2 separate regions of the Homo sapiens genome follow, and region 2 is linked to region 1. A link is an interaction called in ENCODE POLR2A ChIA-PET data of the cell type or tissue named here. Cell type or tissue: OCI-LY7. All regions are shown on one strand.

Evidence for each region. Peaks named below come from ENCODE experiments on the same cell type or tissue, not always from the same donor. Only the 100,000 strongest peaks of a DNase experiment are listed, where the experiment ranks them.
Region 2: POLR2A ChIA-PET joins it to region 1 with 6 read pairs; 11 of 35 experiments call an interaction of 5 or more read pairs at or near these places.

The regions. Positions count from the first base shown.
Region 1 is chr2:25,291,045-25,299,044 of GRCh38, forward strand. All of the region lies in intron 3 of DNMT3A (DNA methyltransferase 3 alpha), which reads right to left. Among named protein-coding and RNA genes, the nearest start is that of MIR1301, 34 kb to the right of the region's middle. RefSeq lists enhancers at 3,634-3,753, 4,210-4,731, 5,718-6,219 and a silencer at 4,036-4,330. In OCI-LY7, CTCF peaks have their summits at 3,453 and 6,978 (motif pointing right); DNase peaks (open chromatin) are centred at 3,807 and 4,307; H3K4me3 peaks cover 1,599 bases; H3K27ac peaks cover 2,069 bases.
Region 2 is chr2:25,348,618-25,356,617 of GRCh38, forward strand. No RefSeq gene overlaps it. Among named protein-coding and RNA genes, the nearest start is that of DNMT3A, 11 kb to the left of the region's middle. RefSeq lists an enhancer at 7,449-7,949. In OCI-LY7, a CTCF peak has its summit at 109; no DNase peak of the experiment used is centred here.

The DNA.
Region 1 (8,000 bases):
GGAGGCACCCCCACGCCTGCAGACACCCACTGCCAGCCACAGGACAGAGGGGTGCAAGGAAGCTGCGTGATGCCAACACAAACACGCCAGTGAGCCCCTCCACTCCCACCGCAACTCCTCGCTCCTTCCAGTTCCTCAGCTCTGCAGGCCCATCACCCCTCAACCAGCCTGAATTTTTCCAGGTTGACTCTAGTTTCAGGAAACAGCTGCATGTCCACGTAAGCAGGGCAGCTCTGCCCCCGAAGCATTGGCACGGGGCCATGACTGCCCGCCCCCGCCCTTCCGGCAGCCCCCTTTCCCCTGGCGGCCCTCACCAGAGATCTGATAGCAGCTGGAAGTGGCCTGTGGTAGGGAGAGCCAGAGATGCCTGCTCCATGCCCACTCCAGGAGGGGCCAGGGGGTCCCCAGATGCCCCCTTGCTCGGCCTTCCTGGGGTGGATGGAGCAAGCTCCAACGCTATGGAGCTAGGACCCTGACTCCTCCAATTTCCCTTTTCCCTGTGGGGTGGCTAAAAGCGCAGCCAGTGGGGTCAGGGATGGCGGGACCAGAGGCCACAGAGGGCCGACTCTGGAAACTCTGGTCCCAGCCTGGGCACCCCCTCCAGGTCCTACCATTCCCCTTACCACATCTGCTGGGAGCTGCCTGTCTCCCTTCTCCCCAGAGATCTCTCCACCCGTGTGTCTGAGGAGAGAACTCTGGGCTCTGCAAAGCCTTAGAGGTCACTCAGTCCATGGCCTGGCTAGGCCGTCACAAGCCATGGCAAATGGATGCCAGAATGACCATGCGTGGTGAGTGGCCGGCCCACTCAGGGTTCTGTTTCCAGCGGGGACACTGGTCCACCTGGAAAAGGGCCTGGTTGTGCTCTTTGAAGTCAACCTCAAAGGATTTCAGAGTGAGCTGGAGGCTCCCTTTAAAAAGCCATTATGCTGGCTGGGTTCAGTGGCTCACGCCTGTAATCCCAGCACTTTGGGAGGCCGAGGCGGGCGGATCATCTGAGGTTGGGAGTTCGAGACCAGCCTGGCCAACATGGTGAAACCCCATCTCTACTAAAAATACAAAAAAAATGGCCTTTGAGCCCCCTATGCTCAGGCCTGCTCTCACATTGTGTAGTGTACTTTCATTTTCAATAAATCCCTTCGACCCTTAAAAAAAAAAATTAGCCAGGCATGGTGGTGCACGCCTGTAATCCCAGCTACTCAGAAAACTGAGACAGGAGAATTGTTTGAACCCGGGAGGCAAAGGTTGCAGTGAGCCGAGATCGCACCACTGCACTCCGGCCTGGGCAACAGAGTGAGAATCTGTCTCAAAAACAAAAACAAAAACAAAAACAAAAAAAGCCATTACGTATGAGAGATCCCATACGTTAAGTAAATCTCTTTTGAAGTTGCTTCTGTTTTCAATTTCTGCCAATCCTAGGGTGACAGGTTTGGTAAGAAGGGAACCCACCATGGAAAATGGTGCTATCTTTTCTGTGCTTCATTTATCTTTCTGAAATTTCTAATGGGTGTCCTCCCTCTGCCCCCCAGCTGTGCTGTGCTCAGCCCGCCGCACCCGACATGATTTCATAGCCTTAATCACATCCTCTGCCTTTGTCTCTGCAGACTGGGGAGTCCTAATCTCTTTAGCCTGTCCTCTCTTGGCAGCCTTGCCTTCCCCTTGATCAATTTAGTGCCCTTCTCTGGAGCTTTTCCAACTCGCTTATGTCTTTCTTGAGGTAGGAGAACCAAAATGTACAAAATTCTCTAGGTGGGGATGATGAAAGAAAGCCCATGTCAACAGCTCTCCTCCAATGGGTGTGCCGGCGCGTACCTGCAACAGGAGGAACAATGCAGGTGGAGCCCGGGCCCTAGAAAAGCTCATGGGGCCCCAGGAAGGCCACCAAGGCCAGGACCTGTGGGAATGAATGACTCGCTGAAGGTGGCCCTGGGATGTGGAGAGATGAAAATAAACAGAGGGATTATTTTTGGAAAAAAAAAAAAAGGAGATTCTGAGATTCTACTTAAATGCTCCCCAAGTAAGACCAGCTATGTAAGGTGGCCTTGACAGGGGCCCCTTCCCCATCTGCTCCCTTCCAGAAGCCTTGTCTCTGACAACAACGCTGATGCTGTCCCTGTTGTGCCATTGCTAGGGCTTCCTTTCACCCCTTCCTCTCCAGCGTTCCCAGGGCCAGCAGCATAGGCTTGGCCAATTCTGCCCCGCCACTGCCACCCCCCACAGGCCCTGGGACTTTGCTGGCGCCCCTGCCCCCTCCCCTCTCCCAGCATGTGCTCATGCTCAGGGATGAACGCCATGCTCATGGGTGCCAGAGCCAATTTCTCAAACACGACTCCCATCACGTCATATCCGCCTCCTCACAACCTTCCAGATAACACATTTTTCAGAGAGGATAAAGAGTAAAAGCCCCTCAGGCTGCCTGCAAACTACCTTTCCAATCAAGATTGAGAAGATTTTTCTTCTTTCTTTGAGACAGGGTTTTGCTCTGTCACCCAGCTGGAGTGCAGTGACACAATTATGGCTCACTGCAGCCTCAACCTCCCGGGGTCAAGAGATCCTCCTGCCTTAGCCTCCCAAGTAGCTGCGACCACAGGTGTACCACCATACCCAGCTACTATTTATTATATATATATATAAAAATTTATTTTTTTGAGACAGAGTCTCCCTCTGTAGCCCAGGCTGGAGTGCAGTGGCACAATCTCGGCTCACTGCAACCTCTGCCTGCCCAGGTTCAAGCGATTCTCGTGCCTCAGCCTCCTGGGCAGCTGGGACCACAGGTATGTGCCACCACATTCGGCTTTTTTCTATTTTTAGTAGAGATGGGGTTTTGCCATGTTGGCCAGGCTGGTCTCGAATTCCTGGCCTCAAGTGATCCACCTGCCTCAGCCTCTCAAAGTGGTGGGATTACAGGTGTGAGCCATTGCACCCAGCCCCGTATACATTTTTCAATGAATCCCTAGTCCCCTCAGCCAGGCCTGTGCCTGTGTGCTCATGGCCCCTGCCTTTGGGCCTCCCCACACTCACCCTGCCCTGCATGCCTTCCTTCCTCCACACCCAGCTCAGCTGGGGTCGGGGGTGCCTCTCACTTTCCCCTTGACTTCTCCAAATGTCACCTCCCTTCTAAGGCCCAGGTCAAGCCCCACCTCCTCCATCTTCCCTGGCTTCCCCGGCATCCTTAGGAGTCCCACTGCACTTAAGTCCCCACCATGGGCTAGGCCCTTCCATGCAGCACTCCAGTAGCGGGCGTTGATTTCACCGCTCAGGTCGGGGAGTGGGTGGGTGGAGCTGCAAGGTTCATAACCATAGGCTCTACCTCACAAGCAGTGTGTCGGCCTGTCTTCCTCATGCCTTCCAAAACATGAGGAGACAGAGTGGGCAGCAGCGTGTACTGATGCAGGCTCGCAGGAAGAAAAGCCACCTCTAGGGGTGGGCCAAGGGCTGCAGCCCAGGAGTGGGAGACACGATGTCAGGAAGTTATATGCATAAAAGGTAGGGGCACCATATCACCCAGCCGAGGTCCGGAGGGTTAGCCCAGGAGCGGCTCTGATCTGAAAACAAGCAGGGCTGCTGAGCTCTGTCTTAACTTGGAGAAGAATCAAAGGTCCTATCAGGCTGGAAAGCTAGCCAGTGCTGCAAACCTCCAAGAGCTGCCATAAGCTGTACCTAGCTGACTTTTGCCTGCAGCAGAATGGTTCCCTGACTTCCCCATTTAGGTTACCCCAAGTCATCTGCTCTGAAGTGGGGCAGTTTGCCCTCTTGGACTGGCTCACTCCTGCGGTGTTGGAGGGTCAGCCCTAACACCAGCTTGGGCTCAGCTGAGCTCAGCACCAGCGCCCAGCCCCCTCCTCCTCCTCCCTCCCATTCTGGGTTATTCTTAGCAGGAGGTGACCTCAGAGTGCTCCCTCTGAGCAAAAATAACCCTGGAGGAAGTTGGTGGGTATAAATCGTCAATGAATAAATACGCATCGCTAGTAAATAGGGGATGGAGCCCCACAGGGCCACTCACCCCCCAGGGCCTTGTGGGCAAAGGCAGAAACTCTCCCTTCAGGGCTCCAACCGGAACCACCCATGAAGGACAAAGGCCTCTGCAGGACTGTCTGGGCTGGCAACCAGGCAGGAACCAGCCTCAGACACCCACACTTGTCACCCTGCAACATCCTTAGAGGCTGCCCCTTCCTCCCCACCTCACACCCACACACGGGCTCAGCTCCACGCACCAGCCCCCGCCTCCCTATCATGGGCACTGGCCAGCCCGCAGGCCCTGGCCCAGGTGCCAGCTCCCTTCCTAAGCCCCGCCCTGCCCTGCAGCTGACTTCCTGTTTCCTGTTGCCGGCTCTGACTGCAGCATCCTGGCTCTCTGGCCAGTGCTGCAGACAACTAGGCCGTTGCCGATTTTAAGCAGGCGCACCTCTTTGCCCTCAGCCCCCTGCAGCCTTCGGCACTTACACACAGGCTCCCTGGTATTTGTGTCAATAACTCTCTTCAGTTCCATTTTCTTTGTATGCTTTTTGGACCAGTTCCACACACTTTTTCCAGCAGCCCTGAATTCACATATTAACTGACAGAGAACCCCTGGGTAGGTACCCAGTAGCCAAACTGCACGGATGCAGTGATAAGGAGGAAAGAGCACCATAGGCTTTGCAGTTGGGAGGTGTGAAGTCCAAGTCCTGATCATCTTCTCTGAACCTCAGTCTCTTCTTCTGAATGTGGGGATAATGAAAGCGGTCCCCAACTACCTCACGCAGGTTTGTCAGCATCAAATAAGGTAACCCCTGTAAAACGCCTTTGTAGGCAGTAACATGCTGCATAACCATGAGCCTTTACTGCTGGTCTCTGTCCTCAGTGAGGCAGGCAAACTCAGTGTGGCACAGCTCAGCGACTATGCAATGGCGGTGCATTTTCAAACTGTCAGGGATGAAAGCTCAAGCTTTGGTTCCAGATTTTTAAATTCTCAGTGCACCAAGAAATGATACGGTTGTAAAATATAAAATCACAGCACGTGGATGTGGCAACATTGTCACACACACATAAAAGCTTCTGAATAGTTATACTCAGTTCTGTACCGACAGGTGACAACAAATGCTTCTCAAAGTGAGGTCTGCAGACCACTGCAGTCCCATGTGTGTGATCGGTGGGCTTGGAACTTGTCTTTATCAGTTCATTTTTATTAACTTTGGAGACAGTTGGAGAAGGGAAAGGCCAGTGTGGGTCACAGTGGCTGAACTGGGCTTCATTTTCAGGCTAGGTTCTACCGGGCTGTGGTGCTGGGGCAGGCGGAGAGAAGGCAGGCTGTGGAACTGTGTAAGGGGCGGGCAGGAGGAATGGCTGGCTAGTGTGTTTGGGGAGCAGTGAGAAGGTGAGGTTTCTGTGGCCAAAGGGGTGGCATCAGGCATAGCAGGGAAAGGAGTGGTCAGATGGTGAGGGGCTGGAATTCAGATCTTGTCCCCTAAAAAATGGAGTCCCGGGGGGTTCCTGAAGAAGGACGTGCCGGTGCTACATTTACTGTGATTATGTGTGGCCTCCTCTCTCCAGCACACTTGACTGAAATAGAAGGCATCTTCCTCTGGTGGCTTCCCGCACATGGTCAGTGCTCAGGAAGTGGAAAGTGTTTGTCGTGAAGGGAGCACACTGGCCTGGGCATGCAAGGGGCAGGTGGAGTCTGGTTTGGGTGAGGGCAATGCCAGGGGGCAGAAGGCACCCAGGGACAGATGCCTGTTGAAGGCCAAGACAGACAGTCCTTGGGGGCAAAAGGAGGAGAGAGCCCAGGATTTCTTGGGCTTGGGGGTGGGACCTGGTGAGGGCACTAGTGGGTATATCTGGACCCTCCCTGTCCAGCGCTGGCTGTGGAAGCTCACAGCCTCCAGCCAGGGTTTCATCTCTTACTTCCCAGTCCCCATCCCTGTCACACCTGTCAGGACCTGAGCCAAGCTCCTTCCCCAGGCTTAGCTGGATGACACACTCAGCTGCTTTAAAGCTCCCTGGCAAATCTATTCCCAGGGCCACAGCTGCAACAGGTCCTCAGAAGCCATCTCTCCTGTGCTCCTGCATGGGAGGGGAAGAGGCCAGGACCAGCACCTGCGACCACAAGGGCTGAGCCTTGGCTGCAGCAGGAATCCCCCAACATGGGCTCCCAGGAAGGGCCATGCTGGCTGCTGTCCTCGGGGTCAGTCTTTCTCGGTTCCTCCAATGTGCAAGGAGTTGCTTTCCCAACAGCTGACTTCCCAATCAGCTTCACCTTTACCATGCTCCTCCTCACCCTGGGCCTCTCCTGAGAGGCCAGGCGACGGCAGGTGTAACCTAGGACTTGGGCTAGAACACATCCAGACCACGAGGGGCACGGGATGCGCCCCGCCTCCCAGGGCTGCTGAGAGGCTGATGCTGGGCCCCCACCCCATAGGCCTGCACCCCAGCCTGGTGGACACTGGGCCCTGCAGTGGAACAGGTTTTTTACACAGCCAGCTCTGCATTGTTTTTTTTTTTTTTTTTTTTTGAGACAGAGTCTCGCTCTGTTGCCCAGGCTGGAGTGCAGTGGCACAATCTTGGCTCACTGCAACCTTCCCCTTCCGGGTTCAAGCGATTCTCTTGCCTCAGCCTCCCGAGTAACTGGGATTACAGGCACCCGCCATCATGCCCGGCTAATTTTTGTATTTTTGTAGAGACAAGGTTTCACCATGTTGGCCAGGCTGGTCTCAAACTCCTGACCTCAGGTGATCCGCCCACCTTGGCTTCCTAAATTGCTGGGATTACAGGCATGAGCCACTGCGCCTGGCCCAGCCTGCACATTTGGACTCTTTTGCTGTTTGCCAAGTGCCCCAGGAGGTGGACAGGGCAGGTTTTACTGGCAGCCATATTTTCCCAATGAGGAAGCAGCCCAGAGAGGTTAGGTGACTTGCTCAAGGACACATGCTGGGAAGCATTAAATCAAGGTGCTGCTCTTCTGTCAAACTACGGTTGCCGTGGCCTCCTGAAGAGGAAAGGTTTGGCCAGGCGGGGGCAGGCCCGACCTTTGCTGAGGCTCCTTGGTGCTTGCACCATTTCGTTCTCACAGGGGCAAGGAGAAATGCATCCTTTTCTCCTCTATTTTTAGAAGGGGAACCTGAGGTTCAGGCAGCAGCAGTTCAAGGTTACACAGGTGGTCAGTGGTGGAGCCAGAATTTGAACTCAGGTCTCTTGGACCCCAAAGACAGTGTTTTTCCTTCTGCCCTGGAGCGTGCTTCAGGCCAGGGGATGTAGGACTGCCGGCCCCTCTCCCCTCACTCGGCTGTGCCCCTCTTCTCTGTCATTGTCTAGGTGATGTCCCCACACTCCTGTCCCTGACTTCCTTGTACCTTTTCACCCGAGTGCTTCACTCCACCTCTCAGCGATGTGGCTACCCTCTGATTCCAGAGACTCACAAAGATGAGTCAAAGGGTTGCTGGGTCTTTATTTGCTACAGGTGGTGGCTCTTGTCCTCAGAAACTGGACGGGGACAGGGGGAGTTTGCTTAGCATATTGCACGTTGCCAAGCCTCAGGAGAGAGGCAGGGCACGCTGCAAATGTGGAGTCACCAGTGTGCTCTGACTCCGGCCTGGCTCTCCTCCCACACCTTCTCCATTAAGGTGCCCTGTGGGCAGAGGAGGGTGCAGGGGCCCTGGGAATCTGGAGTCTGCTGCCAGCCAGAAAGTCCTCTCTGAAGCCCCGTGTTATTTTTCAACATCACGTGAATTTTTCATTCCAGAATGAATTTCATTCATTACATATCCACGTTTGCTTTAATATTAAAAGGTTTAAAATTACTTACCAGTAAAATGACTTCACTCCGCCCCCCTGCCCCCCGCCTCAAATCTTCAGGCAGAACTGGCAGGGGTGCATCTCAGTACACAGCAGGTTCCCACACCCCCCACCTCCAGGAACTCACCACCCCCCCCGCCTCTACTGTCCCATTTCACTTCAGTCACCTTCAACCCGGCTCTCTACCCAAAGGGAGCAAGTCCTGGGCTCCATGCCTGCTGAGAACATTTCTTTGA
Region 2 (8,000 bases), 58 kb after region 1:
TTTTTTTTTTGAGACGGAGTCTCACTCTGTCGCCAGGCCAGAGTGCAGTGGCATGATCTCGGCTCACTGCAACCTCCGCCTCCCAAGTTCAGGCGATTCTCCTGCCTCAGCCTCCTGAGTAGCTGGGATTACAGGCGCCCGCAGCCACAACCAGCTAATTTTTGTATTTTTAGTAGAGACGGGGTTTCACCATGTTGGCCAGGCTGTTCTCGATCTTTTGACCTTGTGATCTGCCCGCCTCGGCTTCCCAAAGTGCTGGGATTACAGGCGTGAGCCCCGGCACCCTGCCCATGGGTGAACTTTCAAAAGTGCTCCTGCACTTGACAGAGCTGGTGACTGACTGCACAGCACTGTGAATGCACTAAATGCCGTGGAATTGTACAATTTAAAGTGGTTAATTTAATATTATATGAATTTCATCTCAATAGAAAATATATTGTTAAAAATGCTCCTGCTCATGTAAAGAACCCACCCCATCCACAACTAAAAATGCATTTACTCTCTTTTTGCGAAAAAGATAATCCAAGTCGTGGCCAGCTCTAAGACCAAGATCTCTGAGTAATGTGCATGCCTCTCCATGGGGTCTCAGTGTGGCTTCTTCTTATCCTGTACCCTGTGGTTAAATTGTAAACTCAACCACCCCAAAGCACCATACATACAGTGGTGGAGAGAAAATAGATGATCCACAATGAAGACTGGCTTTAGAAGAAGCTAGAAGGGAAAGATATGCAGGGGCTACCCGTCCGTGGCCTACATGACACCCAGCCAGGGCTCACATCTTGGCAGTGGAGCCAGGTCCTGGCCTGACTCCCTGGGAGAATTTCCCTGGTTCATTGTGGTCCGTGGCTGCTCCTGAGGGCTGAGGGGAAGAAGTCGTTTTTGAGGAGGACAAGCTTCCTCTTGGCCTGATCATGTTTTCCTGGGGATTCCTTCAGAGGTTGGGCAATCCCTAGGTTTGGGGAATGCAATGTCACTTCCTTACAACCTCAGGCAGCTGCCAGCCAGCTCACTTCCTGGGAATGCTGTGGACAAGCAGCCAGCCCCCCAAAGACCCAAAGCTGCTGAGTAGATCATTGCGCATGCGCCCCGTAGACATTGCGAACATCAAATCAAGTGGATACTAAAGTGCTTTGTAAACCCATAAAATGCCGTTATCCTCATTCACTGAGAAAATCCTAGATACGAGTTCACTCTGTATGGTTTTATATGTGCCCGTTCACCGTATTTTATTCAACTATGTTTACTCTCTTATCGGATTTCTCACAGCAACTTCTACTAATGTCCCCCAACTTCTAGATGCTAACTTAACCCCTTCCCCCAGGAGACACCTCAGAAATATATACATTCACTTGTTCTGTCACCTGAGAGCACCTAGACACAATAAAACCTCAATAGCCATAAATAAAACTAGTGTCCAGAACTTGGTTTCTAAATACCAGTCTTTACTGGAAGGCACTGGACCTGCCTGGAGAAATAGCAGATTCCAGAATTGGGTCGAGCAAGGGACAAGCAGACTTGTCCCTTGTCCCAAAAGGGGCTGCCACTGGTGGAATATGGGACAATTTGAGCACCAAAATAAATAATGATATTCAGATAGTTTGGCTATTTTTCCCCTCCCAATCTCATGTTGAGATCTGATCCCCAGTGTTGGAGGCAGGGCCTAGTGGGAGGTGCTTGGGTCATGGGGACAGATCCCTCATGAACAGCTTGATGCCCCCCTCAAGGTAATGAGTGAGTTCCTACTCTGTTACTTCGCTTGAGAGCTGATTATTAAAGAGAGCCTGGCACTTCCTCGTCTCTGTCTTCCTTCCTGTCTCATCATGTGACATGCCTGCTTTTCTTCCCCTTCCGCCACGAGTGGAAGTTTCCTGAGGGCCTCACCAGAAACAGATGCCAGTGCCATTCTTCTTCTTCTTTCTTCTTCCTTCTTCTTCTTCTTCCTTCTTCTTCTTTTTTTTAATGGAGTCTCTCTGTGTTGCCCAGGCTGGAGTGCAGTGGTGCGATCTCAGCTCACTGCAACCTCAACCTCCTGGGTTCAAGCGATTCTCCCACCTCAGCCTCCTGAGTAGCTGGGATTATAGGCATGTGTCATTATGCCTGGCTAATTTTTGTATTTTTAGTGGAGACGGGGTTTCACCATGTTGGCCAGGCTGGTCTTGAACTCCTGACCTCCGGTGATCCACCCACCTCGGCCTCCCAAAGTGCTGGGATTACAGGCATGAGCCACCGTGCCTAGCCACATGCTTCTTGTACAGCCTGCAGAACCGTGAGCAAAATCAGCTTCTTTTCTTTATAAATTACTCAGTCTCAGGTATTCCTTTCTAGCAATGCAAATGGACTAAGACAGATATTAATAGATTATAACCCATAGTCCACACTGACAGAAATAACTAGATAATAAACAGCAAGTTTAGTGAGGAATGGGATGTTTACATGGTCTCAAAGTACTTCCCCACAAAATACTTATTAATTACAAAGCGACAAAGAGTAACTTTACAATGGAAAAGGCTGGAACACATCACTTTAATCAAGTGATTGAAAGAAAAGTTAATGTTGTCAGTAATTGGGCAAATCCAAATGGTGCACCACCTACCAAGATGCAGTCAGAAGGACACGGCATCATTTCTGTGATGTTCCTGCCAAAGGTGCATGCCTGAATCTGACCTTGAGGAGACACCAGACGAACCCAAAATGAGAGCTGTTTTACAAATTAACTGGCTTGCATTTTTTGAAAGTGTCAAGATCATGAAAGTCAAAGAAAGGTTGAGAAACCGTTACGTATTGATGGAAACTAAAGACATAGGAAAACTAAATGTGCAATTCTGAACTGGATTTTATTTGCTATAAAGGACATTATTGGAACAACCGGAGAAAACTGAATGGGGTCTGAGGATTAGATAGTAGTAATGTATCAATGTTGCTTTCCTGATTTTGATGTCTCTATCCTGTGGTTATGAAAACCAACATCCTGAGGCTGGGCGCGGTGGCTCATGCCTGTAATCCCAGCACTTTGGGAGGCCGAGACGGGTGGATCACCTGAGGTCAGGAGTTCGAGACCAGCCTGGCCACCATGGTGAAACCCCATCTCTACTAAAAATATAAAAATTAGCTGTGCATGGTGGCGCATTTCTGTAATCCCAGGTACTCTGGAGGCTGAGGCAGGAGAATCACTTGAACCTGGTAGGCGGATGTTGCAGTGAGCCAAGATCACACCACTACACTCCAGTCTGGGCAACAGAGTGAGACCCTGTCTCAAAAACAAAATCAAAAACAACAACAACAAAAAGAAAAACAACATCCTTATCTGTTAGAAATATATACTAAAATCTGGGCACAGTGGCTCACGCCTGTAATCCCAGCACTTTGGGGGGCCAAGGCAGGTGGATCACAAGGTCAGGAGATCGAGACCATCCTGGTCAACATGGTGAAACCCCTCTCTATTAAAATACAAAAAATTATTCAGGCATGGTGGCAGGCACCTGTAGTCTCAGCTACTCAGGAGGCTGAGGCAGGGGAATCGCTTGATCCCGGGAGGCAGAGGTTGCAGTGATCCAAGATCGCACCACTGCACTCCAGCCTGGCGACAGAGTGAGACTCCGTCTCAAAAAAACAAACAAAAAAAGAAAAAAAAAAGAAATATATACTAAAGTTGTCGGGGAGGGGGCAACAGGGTATCCTGTTGGCAATTTATTCACAAATGGTTCCCCCTCAAAATAAGTACTTTGTACCATATTGGCAAATTTTCTGTAAGTTTGAGATTGTTTCAAAATTAAAAATTACCCCCAGGAAGATAGCATTTTGCCTTCCCACCAGAAATATATGTGAGAGAGCCTTGTTCATTGAGTTCGTTGTCAAACTCTTGGATTTTTGCCCATGTAATAGGTGAGCATTGGGTTCTCGCTGTATGTTTTCTTTCGCATTTCTCTGATTATGAGGGGATTGAGCATCTTTCCATGTGTCTAAGGACCATTAGCATGTTGACTGTTAATCTATCAGGCTGTGGTCTTTCTCTTCTTGATTTTTATGACCTCTTTATACATTTTATGACCTCTTTATACATATACACCCCTAACTCTGTACTCTCCCTTCATCTCTCTAAGTTCTCCCCCATTTCTGCTGCTTCTCCAGAGGGAAGAGGGAAGGAGCTGCCATCTATGGAACCCAATCTCACTTCATCTGCACCGAGCATGGTCTCAGGGAGCATAGCGAGACATCTCACCATCCACCCAGCTTTCCGTGGGGTGCATTAGTTTCAAGATGAAAGATTAGAAACCTGTGGTCATGTACTTTCGGATACAAACGTTTTAGTGAGTATAAAGCAGTGGTGGTTTTTTTTTTTCATTCATATTCTTTTATTAGGTAATGTACCCCCTAATTTATAAGTTGAGTTCCATATAACTCAATAAAGGGGGTGTCATTTTTAAAGTTAAACATTTTCTGGAGATAATTTTAGATTTTCATGCAGTTGTGAGAAACACTAAAGAGAGATCCCATGTACCCTTACTCAGTTTCCCCTGATGATACCATCTCACAGTGAAGTGGGCTGTCACAACCAAGATACTGACAGTGACGTGAACGTTTCCATTACCACTGGATTCCTCATGCCACCCTCCAGCTGGCCACCCCTTAACCCTGAACAATGACTAATCTATTCTCTTTTTCTATAATTTTATCATTTCAATAGTGTTATAGAAATGAACTCATTCGGCCAGGCACAGTGGCTCATGCCTGTAATCCCAGCACTCTGGGAGGCTGAGGTGGGTGGATCATGAGGTCAGGAGATCAAGACCATCCTGGCTAACACGGTGAAACCCCGTCTCTACTAAAAATACAAAAAAAAAAATTAGCCAGGTGTGGTGGCGGGTGCCTGTAGTCCCAGCTACTTGGGAGGCTGAGGCAGGAGAATGGCGTGAACCCGGTAGGCAGAGCTTGCAGTGAGCCGAGATCAAGCCACTGCACTCCAGCCTGGGCAACAGAGTGAGACTCTGTCTCAAAAAAAAAAAAAAAAAAATAAAGAACTCATTCAAGGCCGGGCACAGTGCCTCATGCCTGGAATCCCTGTACTTTAGGAGACTGAGGTGGGTGGATCATTTGAGGTGAGGAGTTTGAGACCAGCCTGGCCAACATGGTGAAGCCCCATCTCTACTAAAAACTAAAAACATTAGCTAGGTGTGGCGTCAGGCGCCTGTAAACCCAGCTACTCAGGAGGCTGAGGCAGGAGAATCGCTTGAACCTGGGAGGCAGAGGTTGCAGTGAGCCAAGATCGTGCCATTGCACTCTAGCCTAGGAAACAGAGCGAGACTCCATCTCAAAAAAAAAAAAAAAAAAAAAAAAAAGAAAGAAAGAAACGAACTCATTCAGCATATAGCCTTTTGGAACTGGCTCTTTTCACCAAGCATAACCCTCTGGAGATTCATCTAGATTGTTGCATGTGTCTCTAGTTCACCCCTCTGTATTGCTGGGTAACAGTTCATGGTATGGTTATGCCAGCATGTAAACACTCACCTGTTGAAGGACATCCGCAGGATTTCTAGTTTCCAACTACAGCTTAGAAAACTGAGGCCAGAGAGTGAAGCAACTGCACAGGCATAATACGGCACAGCTGGCATTTCAGCTCCAGTCCATTTGCCAGAGTCACACGGGATGACAGGTGAGAAACAGACCAGGCAGCTTCAATGGGATAGATGGAGACTTGACGTCATTGATAATCTGATGCCTTGAAAGTCGTGTGTAAGAAGCTGACTCTGAATTGGAGGGAGGCCAGGAGATTTGCACCCAGCTCTGGCAATGGGTTTGGGGAAGCTATAAACCACCTTTCAAAGGGAACACCTGGTCGGGTGCAGTGGCTCATGCCTGTAATCCCAGTACTTTGGGAGGCCAAGGTGGGTGGATCACCTGAAGTCAGGAGTTCGACACCAGCCTGGCCAACATGGTGAAACCCCGTCTCTACTAAAAATACAAAAAAAAAAAAAAAAAAATTAGCCGGGCATGGTGGCGGGTGCCTGTAGTCCCAGCTACTCGGGAGGCTGAGACAGGAGAATCACTTGAACCTGGGAGGCGGAGGTTGCAGTGAGCCAAGATTGCGCCACTGCACTCCAGCCTGGGTGACAGAGCAAGACTTTATCTCCAAACAAACAAAAAACCACAAAGGGAACATCTATTGCTGACTGAAAACAGATGAGGAGGGACGTAGCAACTGATTTGCATTGTTCTAGGAGCATCCAGATCAAACGTATATTCAGGGGCCAGAGGAGAAGTGTAACTGAATTTAGAGGAGCGGATGGAGTGGAGAATAACTCGAGGAACAGCGCCATCGGTGTGACACTACTCACACTGCAGCCATGAAGGGATGGGCTCTCCGGGGAGTGTGGAGACCAGAGGTTCGGGGGTAGGCTACAACCTGGGGCTGGAAGAGATGACAACAAAGGAGAGAGAAGGGGGCTCAGGGAGGCAGGGCGAGCCAGATGAATGAATGAAGGCCAAAGACAAAGGGACTCAGTATTTCCGAGGCAAGAGGTCAGGGAGGAAGGAGTGCATTTGTTATCTACAGCGCATAACAAGTTAGCCCATATCTTAGCGGCTGAAACAACACGTATTGTCTCTCTGTTTCCATGGGTCAGGAATCTGTGAGTGGCTTGCTGGGGTCCTCAGGCTCAGGCTCTCTCACAGACTGCAATCAAGGTGTCCGGCTGCTGTCATCTCAAGGTTTGATGGGGAAGGATCCACTTCCAGCCTCACTCACATGGTTGTTGTTGACAGAATCTAGTTCCTCACAGGTTGGTGGACTGAGGGCTTCAATTCAATGCTGGCTATTGGCCAGAGGCTGCCCTCAGCTCCTTGCCACGTGGGCCTCTCCACAGGACGCTCCCAAGATGGCAGCTGGCCTCACCAGAGAGGAAGGAGGAGAGAGCGAGAGAGTGTGTGGCAAGCGAAGAGACGAACTTTCATAACCAAATCTTGGAGGCATTTGCGCTGTTCTCTCCGTTAATAGCCAGTCACTAGAACCAGCCCACACTGAAGTGGAGGGGATTACAAGGATCCAGATACCAGGAAGCCATTTTAGAAGCTGCCCACCACAGGAGCAAAGGCAAGGGGGCTGGACCCGACCTAAGACTACCCCAGGCAGCCCAGAGCAGACTGTCCGAGAGTGTGAGGACAGAATCCCAGCCCGAATCCCAGCTGTCCCAGCACCACAGGGAGACATGGACACACTCAGGGCCTCCTGCCGGTTCCCAGAAGAGCCTGGCTCAGTCATTTGCCTGGGTTCACTCCCACCACCCCCAGCAGTGCCGGGAATAAAACAATAATACACAGCAGCAAAATGCCCCTCCAGCAGCCCATGTACACAGCCTGGCTCACCTTCCCCATCTTACCAGCCGGCACTGCCATCGGGACACGGAAACCTCTTCAGGACGTGGGAGGAGGGGAAGCAATTCCATAGACATTTCTGGGCCCTTCTCAGCTGCCCCCACCAGCAGCCAGCAGCCCCCTGGATCCATCTGGGGAAGGAGACTCCCCTTTCCCTGAGGGCCTCCCCCTCTGAGCCTGGCCAGCACCCTGGGCCTGTTCTCCTGTCCCCCTGCAGCTGCAGGGCCATAGGTCCCCTTGTGGGAGGGACAGAAGGACAGAGAGGCACCAGGAAGGTGGGCACCAGGGCCTTCCCACCAGGAGCCGACACTCCCCAGGGAACATTTCCGGGGCATGCTCAGGAGGCAGGAAGTGGGATGCAGGGGAAATCCTCAAAGGCTGAGGCTGCGGCTGGACAGAGACTTGAGGGAGGAACAGAGGAGGATGGCAGGTACAAATCTCAACCCACGGCAGGTAAAAGACATGCACCTTTTTAGAAGTCCCCTGATGTCAGTTTTTAGAAGTCCCCTGATATTTGTCTCTGCCCAAATCTCATGTCGAACTGTAATCCTTTGCATGGGAGGTGCTTGGATCACTGGGCTGGATTTCTTGTGAATGGTTTAACGCCATCCCCTTGGTGCCGTCCATGTGTT